Regions from separate parts of the Homo sapiens genome. Here region 1 is linked to region 2. The links are chromatin contacts, found by Hi-C or POLR2A ChIA-PET in ENCODE. All regions are on one chromosome and are shown on one strand. The core of a region is the stretch at or near the end of the contact, and the rest is flanking DNA. Distances in the headings are between cores, read along the strand shown. Region 1 overlaps LOC105369844 (a long non-coding RNA gene). Region 2 has its middle 170 kb from the start of PHLDA1-AS1.

Region 1 (4,531 bases), core at 1,884-4,383, 210 kb after region 2:
GATAAATACTTATTGACATGTACTTTGCATAAGATGCACAAAAGGGGAGGATTTGGGGCCAAAATGTGGATGTCCATTTGAACATTCTTGTTTTATAATAAAATATACATATTTTTATGAGACAAATATTATAAGGACAATTCCTTCACAACAATTGTCTAGCTGGAATCAGAATTATTCATGCACTGAAACATATCAGCTATTGTCATGTTCTGGAGTCTGGAGAGAGAGAAAGGGTAATGCTCGTACCATGCATCCCTATTGCCTGAATACTGCTATACTCTAAAGAACGGGGAGGCTTAAGTTTCAAACACAGGCTAGTGATTTCCTTGCATTTGCCACAATGTGTGTTTGTCTGGACATTTGTTAGTGAAATAAGAGAACACACTGCTTGATAACACAGGGACAACTGTCCAATACATTGGGTGCATTATCTTTCCATATACTATGAAAATTATATCTATCAAGCTGCAAAGTCAGAAAGCCTTGGTTTATCAGCTACATCCGGGCCGCACACAAAAGGTAAAGCCACTGAGGGAAAGCCTTCTTGAAAAGCACACCTGTCCTTTTCAGACATTTTTGAAGTATCATATTTGTTTTCAGATGATTTTGGCCTTCCGCCCTTGATTCTTTAGCTGGGTTGGGAGGCTGTCCTGTGGCCTGAAGGTTAAAGAGAAATACGAGTGAATGTGTCATCTTAATGGGCTTTGAATGCACTCCCAAATGACATGTTTTTTTCTTTTTTCTTTTCAGTCTTGCTTATAAAAGTTACACCTGCAAAAATGGGACTGAATCCAGTGAGGAAGGACATAACATTTTGCCTGAATGTGCAAAATATGAGTGGGGTGTTGTCTGTATCCCTGCAGGCTCCGAGCAGCCTAGTGGGTAAATGAGCGTTTGTTTCCTGTGCACCATCTTTGAGTTGAAAATGAGTCACACACTCGTGGAAAGAATAGTACTATCTTCTTTTGTCTAGCTCTGCATGCTTTTGTGGTTACTGAATTTGTCTTAATGGGAAGCTTGATTGTTTCTCTTTTTGAGGCAAACCATTAGAATTTATTTTTAATCTGGAATAAGATTACTTTAAATATATTATTCTCGATTCATAACTGGATTCACAGCCAGTGTATACAATTACAGAAAATTTATATGGGGCAAAAAAAAAAAAAAAATCTCTCAGGTTTATGTAGTCATCTGGAAGCATAAACCGATTCCTAAATGTTTAAACTAATTTACTTTGAAAATGATGATAATAACTGTAATTTGTTGAATGTCTACTTTGTACCAGCCACTATGCTATGCATTTTTAATAGATTATTCCTAATCCATATAACATGCCCAAAATGCAGGTATCAATAACCCCTTTTTATAGCAAAGGAGAGCAAGGGTCAGAGAGATTAAGTAACTTGCCAGAAGGCATAGAGCTGATCAGTGAGGGAACTTGTATTCATCTCCATTTATGTCTAACCTCAGGGCCTGGGCTCCCTCCATTATGACATCCTACCTCTCTGCAAAGAGCATTTGATGACAAATTTGCCTCAATTCTTATTACAAAGAGGTAGGTCATAAAGTAAAAAGACCAACAATAATTTCCTTTTATCTTTGTAAGAAATTGATTTCATAGGCTGGAAAATACTTTTAGTCTTCCCTGGATGTGCAAAGAGGCTCAGATACATTTGGATACTGGAGTAGTTTCCACGACTCAGGGGACCCTGATTCTAGTTTTATTTTATCCAGCTCTGCATAGCCTCGATTTTGAGACTCCCAGGTCCCAGATATCTGAGGATTCTGAGGCATACACTTATGAATTCTTACTCCATTACTGTGTTCTTCAAGAGATGGAGGGATAGCTTATGGCTCAGGCTTGCACAAGGATTTCCAGACTAATGGAAGAAGGAACAAAGACACCAGAGCAGATACATTTAATGAAAAAAGTAAAAACAGATAAATTTATCATAAGGAAAACATCTGAAAAGTGTCAGCAGAGGCTGTGGTATCTGAAATTATTGCTGGACTATCTGCAATGATAAATCATTATTTCAGATAATCTGACTGAATTGCTGGCATGCTAGGGCCCCAAACTAAGAGTCACAGCTTCAATTATGAAAGTCATTTTCAGACATTTTATGAATGAGGATTTCCTTTTGAAAACCAGAGGGGAATCAAGAGGGGCTCACTTCTAAGAAATTTACCATTTAAATTCTAGATTTTCATTGAGTCTCATTTATTTATTTATTTATTTATTTATTTACTTTCTTTCTTACTTACTTTGAGACAAAGTATCACTCTGTCGCCCAGGCCGGCGTGCAGTGATGCAATCTTGGCTCACTGCAACCTCTGCCTCCCAGGTTCAAGCTATTCTCCTGCCCCACCCTCCCAAATAGTTGAGATTACAGGCATGCGCTACCATGCCCAGCTAATTTTTTTTCAGGGGTGGGGTTTCACCATTTTGGCCAGGCTGGTGTTGAACTCCTGACCTCAAGTGATCCACCTGCCTTGGCCTCCCAAAGTGCTGGGATTACGGGCATGAGCCACTGTGCCCGACCCACTGAGTCTTATTTTTGCCTTTCTTTCTGCTCTATGGGCTGTTTCATGTTCACACAAGGGGCTTGTGGAGCCACCGAGGACCTGGGGCAAATGCCTGTTTGTAGAATTGTGGAAGAGCAGCATCTCCAGTCTGAGTATATCATACATCTCTGATTTTGATTGGTACATTATGGATATTAATTTGGATTACAGACATTTTTATTAACTAATTATAGAACATTAAAGGAAAAGAAAACCACATTTGATAGTCGAGGCAAATTTCTCAAAGAAAGTTGTTCATGACCATATCATACTGCAGCAAGCTATGCCTGATGTGTACATTACCTAGCAATTTGGCTTTCTCACATCTATCACCCCTGTGTTACTCCAGATGCAAATTGGAGAGAACTTCCATTTACCTGTTCTTCTATTTTCACAACTTGGCATTCACTTGCCCTGGCTCCCATGTCTGATTAAGGAGCAGACACCAGGCGAGCACAGCAAGCTGATGCAATGGGTAGAGCTGCTGCTCACCAGGAAATGAAAGAATTCCTTTCCATAACTGTCAGACAAGGGAAGGGAAGGGCCATGCTCAGCTGGTCCTAGCCCATTCCTGTGTGGTGGGTCACACCCTTCTTGCAGATGGCAAGGCCTACTCTCTTCCTCATCTGCCACATCTACCTTTTCTTCAGAGACACTTCTCAAGATACTTGTGTAGTTTTCATTGGCTACACCAGCCTTCTCTGATCTTTGACTTCCCTGGTTTCTCCAGCATGTTTTGCCAGGTTCTGTTCTCCATGAACACCTACCTGATCACTTTGAAGGTTGTCTCAGTTAGAATGCATCCAGTTACCATATCAGAAAACACAAATTAAACTGGCTTATGCCATAAAGAAGATTTGTTGGCTCACATAACTGGAAATTCAGAAGTGTATAGGTGTCAGGATTGGTTTGATCCAGTCACAAAATTGCATCACCAAGGACTTGGTTTCTGTCCTTTTCTCTGATACTCAGTGGTGAGTGATGCAGCTTTGTGCCAAAGCTGCTATGCTTTTGTCCCAACATGGCTGCCAACAACTCCCAGGTCTACACCCACTGCCTGAAAAACCTGTTACTATTTGACCCAAAACCTCAGGCAAATGCTCCCTCCTGCCTTGCAGCCCAAATATTTGTCTTGGGCCAGATGGTAAAAATACTCTGATTTTTTAGGCCCTAAGAGCATGCTTTATGTGTGGAGCCAGCCTGGAGTCAGCATCCCCTGTCCTCTTGGTTTGCCTCCATGGACAAAAACGTAGGTAAGATAGTGGGTCTGGGTGTTGGCAAGTCAACCTCAAGGTCCATTTAGTTAGTCAAGTGTAATCATTTGCCTATCCTACCCTGCAGGTTCAAAACTCTCCATCTCTAGGATTAATTTCAGCCCTGTTGGGATATATTAGAAGATGTGTCTTTACATTAAGTTTGGGTCTAGTTGAAAGTGGTTTGATTTCTGTTGCCACATACTGATTCTCATACAGGGATCTGCTTCCTGGTGACACTCATCCCTCATCTCCTTATCTGGGTTTCTTAGACTTCTCTATGACATGACTCTGATAACTCCCTGCCCACTACCTGGATCTCCTGGAGGGCTGGGGGATCGAGTTTAAAATACAAGAGTCAGTTCCTCTTCCACTTTTCGCTTCCAACACTTGCTAGGGGAGGCCTCTGACTTGGTCTTCAGAGATCATTGAAGATCATTGAAGATCTCTGAAGACCAAGGCAAAGGCCACCCCTAGCCTTTTGTCTTTTATCTTCTCTTTTTGCCAGTGAACTCCACCTCTCTGGTACCAATGTGGTTCCTGCTTTTATACCACACCACCGCAGTTTATCTCTGTGCCACCCCTCACCATCCCTACTTTTCATCTTTGCATCTTTCTTTTCTCAGCTTCATTTTTCTATTTCCTTTTCTGTCCTCATTGCCTTATAGATGCCTCTTTCAAAGCAAAAACCACTTTGAAAAACCATTTCC
Region 2 (4,193 bases), core at 1,395-3,894:
CTACAGAAACCTAGTCTGCCCATTAGAATTGTGCTGGGAAGCTTCTGTGCAGATTGAAGTTGAGACATCAGAGCTGGGTCTGAGTCGTGACCCAACTCTATGAGGAATGCTTATTGGTCTGCTATTACAAGGGACATCTAGAAGCATTGCTACTTGTAATTGTTTCACCTGTGCCCAATACACAATTCCCATAGGAAAATCAGGGCTACACTAGTTCCTCAGAGCAGTTAAGGACCAAAGAAAAAATTGCAGGTACATTACTTTGTGTCACCTGTGATATTTTATAACATATATATAACAAATATATATTTATATATGGATGAAAACATATATGTTTATATATAAATGAAAACATTATATATATGAATGAAAACATATATGGTTTATATATATGAATGAAAACATATATATGGTTTATATATATGAATGTCATGGTTTCCTGGCTTATAGCTTCCATTAGCCCTTTTATAGTCCTTTGTTATAATGATGGGGCACTTTAGGTCTCAGGTGCAGGCCGCAGGAAACAGAATCACTCTCTGACCTTCTCCTTCCACTTGCCCAAGGCAGGACTCAATCTACTTGTGGGTCATAAGAACTTATATTCCAGAGAGGGTCCTGACTCATACCCTAGAGGAAGGAAGCCTGCACAGAGAGGCCAAGAAGAATCTGAACAGACGGGCCTCGCTGGGTTTAGATCACATCTTTTTTGTCCAATCACATTTCTACATGGTTTTCTATGTTTCAATCATGCCTATCCAGTGGAGTCTGCATAAAAGGCTCAGGAGGACTGGATTTGGGGAGCTTCCTGATAGCTGATCATGAGGAGGTTCCTGGTGTACCTTGAGGAGCTCTGTGCCCCTTCCTCCATACCTCACTCCCTTTATCTCTTCATCTGTATCTTTTGTGATATCCTCTATAGTAAACCAGTAAACATGTTTCCCTGAATTCTGTGAGCCATCCCATGAAATTAATTGAGCCCAAAGAGGTGGGTCATGGAAACCCCAACTTAAAGCTGGTCAGTCAAATTTCTGAGGGCCTGGGCTTGTGGCTGGTGGCTGAAGCAGGGGCCAGTTTTCATGATTGAGCCCTCTACTTGTGGGATCTGACGCTGTCTGCAAGCAGATAAAGCCGGAATCGAATTGGAGGACACCGAGCTGTTGTCTGCTGCAGAATGGATTCCTTGTTTGCTAGTGGGGAGAAATCTTCACATGTTTTGGGGTCACAGAAGTCTTCTGTGTTGATTGTTATGCTGTCGACGTGAGAGCAGGGGAAAAACGTGGTTTGAGTTCCTGAACACCACCCCTTGGGCAAGCTTGATGGAACAGATAACAGATGCTATTGGCTGTATCTACGTGCACACTGAATTGCCCTCCTGAAGGCTGGGGACTGTTGAACACATTTCACCTGTTGGAGGCTACCGGAGAGTAGATTATGATTAGGCCTCTTGCTTTCTGAGCAGAGCAGTGTTATTGGAAATAATGGGAATTCTATTTAGCTGGATGCTTTGGATTAGTAGGTGAATCATGGGTAAAAGATCTGCCTTTATTTAGTGATTCTCATGGTTTCAAAATGTATTAAGAGTAGTAAGTAAGATACCTATATTCAGGAGCTAATAATATTTGTAAAAAGTACCTATTCTGAGCCTCCAGTGATTTGTTTTATAGATGTGACCCTTAAGAGAAAATTTTAAAAATTGGACAATTTTTTTGTGGGAGGGGAATAGGCCTTGGGAGAGACACATAGTATTCTGGATCTGGAACTGATTTTCTTTCCTCCTTTTGATTCAAATTGGTTGTATTCCCAGCCACACCTACCACTTTGGGACCATCTCCTTTCCTGTCTGAACTGCATAGAAGTGGAAATCCTACTTGTATGCCAGACTCCCTTAACCCCAAAAGAACTTTTAAAGGTGTTCACTGATTTTTCTCTGCTTCTTGACTCAGATGTTAAATGATTGGCTTAGATTTTTACCTTTTTATCTTTCTGGGATTAAATCCTGGCCCCTCTTTTATATAATGTGTCATCTGGGGAAAATTATTTGACTTCTATGGATGTCAGTTTTCTTATTTATAAAATGGTGATAATAATAGACTTTACCTCTTGGGTTAGTATGGAGATTTAAAAGATATATTCTGTATTAGTCAGAGATCTCCAGAGAAAGAGAACCAATAGGATATATATAGATATAAGAGGGAATTTATTAAGGGAATTGGATCATGTGATTATAGAGGCTGAGAAATCCTGATATGCTGTCTGCAAGCTGGAGAACCAGAGAAGCTGGTAGTGTAATTCTGTCTGAGTCCAAAGGCCTGGGAACAGGGGAGCCAACGGTGCAACTCTCAGTCCAAGGCTGAAGGCCTGAGAACCTGGAGTTCCGACGTCTGAGGGCAGGACAAGATGGCTATCCCCAACCCAGAAGAGAATGAATTGACTCTCCCTCTGGCTTTTTATCCAGAGGATGTGGGTGATCATCATCTAGTCGGTGCAGAGCCTGGATGGAAGTCTGCTGATTACTAAGTCTACTGATTCAAATGCTTATCTCTTCCAGAAGCACCGTCACAGACACACCCGGGAATAATGTTTTGCTCGCTACCTGGGTATTCCCAACCCAGTCTAGTGGATACCTAAAATTAACTGTCATATATTCCATATTGTTAGTGCAATGTTTGGTGAACAGCAAAATGTTCAACAGATGTTAGCTCTAATTTTTATTTTGTTATCCTATGCCTCAAATTCTTTCAGGTTGTCTTTATAAGTATACGACTGATTCATGTTTATTGACTCACTAACAATAGAGTATTTACCTAACTGTGAATCATGTTTTATTTCCTATAGGTGGCTATTTTATATTTGAAAATGGAAACAGGAAAATCTTGCCTTTTATAGTCAGCCTGAGTAATCTGACTTCAATTGAGTGCATGCATTTATGGGGGGGTAAGGTGATGGAAGGAATATTTGGACTATAAAGCTCAATTCCCAAATCCTATTTCTCAGCCTTCAACGGTGCAGGAAATCAGTCACTGCATTTCTGATACTGATGACCTCTTTGGTCCTGACTCATCTGAGATGATGCCATACAGAAACCATGGCTCTGGCAAATAGACATGTAATTTGTTTCTTGGACTTAGTAGTGTACAAATTGGGATATTCTCAGCACTAATCTCCCTAACAAGGACAATTCCTGGTTGCAAATTATTTAGTCTACATACAATTTGGGAACTTGGGAATGTTTAGATATTCAGCTGTTTCACAAGCCAGACTATTCAAGTTCAGAGAATTTCTGCTGAATCCTCTGATTTGATTCAGATTATATACAAGCTTAGGCAACTCTTTTGTGGAAGGTATTGAACAACAAGGCAATGAATCATATGGCTTAGTGAACTCTGCCTTAGGTTATTCAGTCATTCATCAAACATTCATTATACAACTACTCTGTGTCAGCCCTTGGTCTCAGTACTGAGGACACACACAAATGAATGTGCTACCCTGTCTGTTCTCTGGGGCCTCAAGGGTGGATAGTAACTTTGTAGGAAATATTCTGTGGAAAAGCAGGGAACAATTATCCATCCGTCCATTCTTCAATTCAACAAATATTTATGAAACATTTATGTGAGCCAGGCATCAAGTTAGGTATAGGTGATTCAGCAATAGACAATACAGATGCTCCCTGTCCTCCTAGACTTATTATAACTCATGGTAGAGATAAACAATCAAATAATTAAACATAAATTTATAGTACCTTGGGATAAATGCAAGATAAGTGAACCATTTACAGTACATTGTGATATAGGGAATATAGTAATGAAGGCTAAATGCTCAATTTAGAAGTGATTTCTCTCTCTGCCTCACCTGAGGAAAGATCTGAAGCTTTGAGCGGAACAGTTCCATTTGAAAGTGGTCATATAAGAGGACTGTATCTTTAGAAGTTTCTTTGGTTATACAGGCTCGTACAAAAGCAATTACGAGCAGAGACTGGAACAATACTAGAAATATAGTTGATGACTTAAATGGAAGAAAACCTGTGTATTAGGCATTGGACTTTGAGTAATTGTAGACATAAAAACTCAAAGTTCTTTACAATGAGCATATTAGCACTGACAACAGGAAACAGCCAAAAAAGACCTTCATGGATGAAAACTATAAAATAAGATGCAGATTTGGACTCAGATAAGGACAGAGTTTCTCTCCCAAGT

Evidence for each region. Hi-C counts contacts between places; a loop is a spot of excess contacts on that map. ChIA-PET counts read pairs that join two places held with the same protein, here RNA polymerase II (POLR2A). Pooled maps may share reads with other maps.
Region 1: a map of mammary epithelial cell shows a loop between it and region 2 (7-fold over the local background). The contact joins two enhancer-like sites. A Hi-C loop is called at or near these places in 3 of 168 maps with a recorded cell type or tissue (HCT116, PC-3 and mammary epithelial cell) and 2 of 50 pooled maps. POLR2A ChIA-PET finds 5 or more read pairs at or near these places in 1 of 52 experiments (HepG2).

The regions. Positions count from the first base shown.
Region 1 is chr12:75,655,398-75,659,928 of GRCh38, reverse strand. LOC105369844 (a long non-coding RNA gene) reads left to right here. Exons shown (of 16, transcript XR_007063375.1): 8 at 754-885. Among named protein-coding and RNA genes, the nearest start is that of KRR1, 150 kb to the right of the region's middle. Within about 2 kb of position 3,133, at least 6 of the 41 ENCODE cell types and tissues checked have a DNase peak (open chromatin) inside an H3K27ac peak, as active enhancers do; they include HCT116, PC-3 and mammary epithelial cell, where a contact is called at or near this core.
Region 2 is chr12:75,861,987-75,866,179 of GRCh38, reverse strand. No RefSeq gene overlaps it. Among named protein-coding and RNA genes, the nearest start is that of PHLDA1-AS1, 170 kb to the left of the region's middle. RefSeq lists a silencer at 2,877-3,171. Within about 2 kb of position 2,644, at least 6 of the 41 ENCODE cell types and tissues checked have a DNase peak (open chromatin) inside an H3K27ac peak, as active enhancers do; they include HCT116, PC-3 and mammary epithelial cell, where a contact is called at or near this core.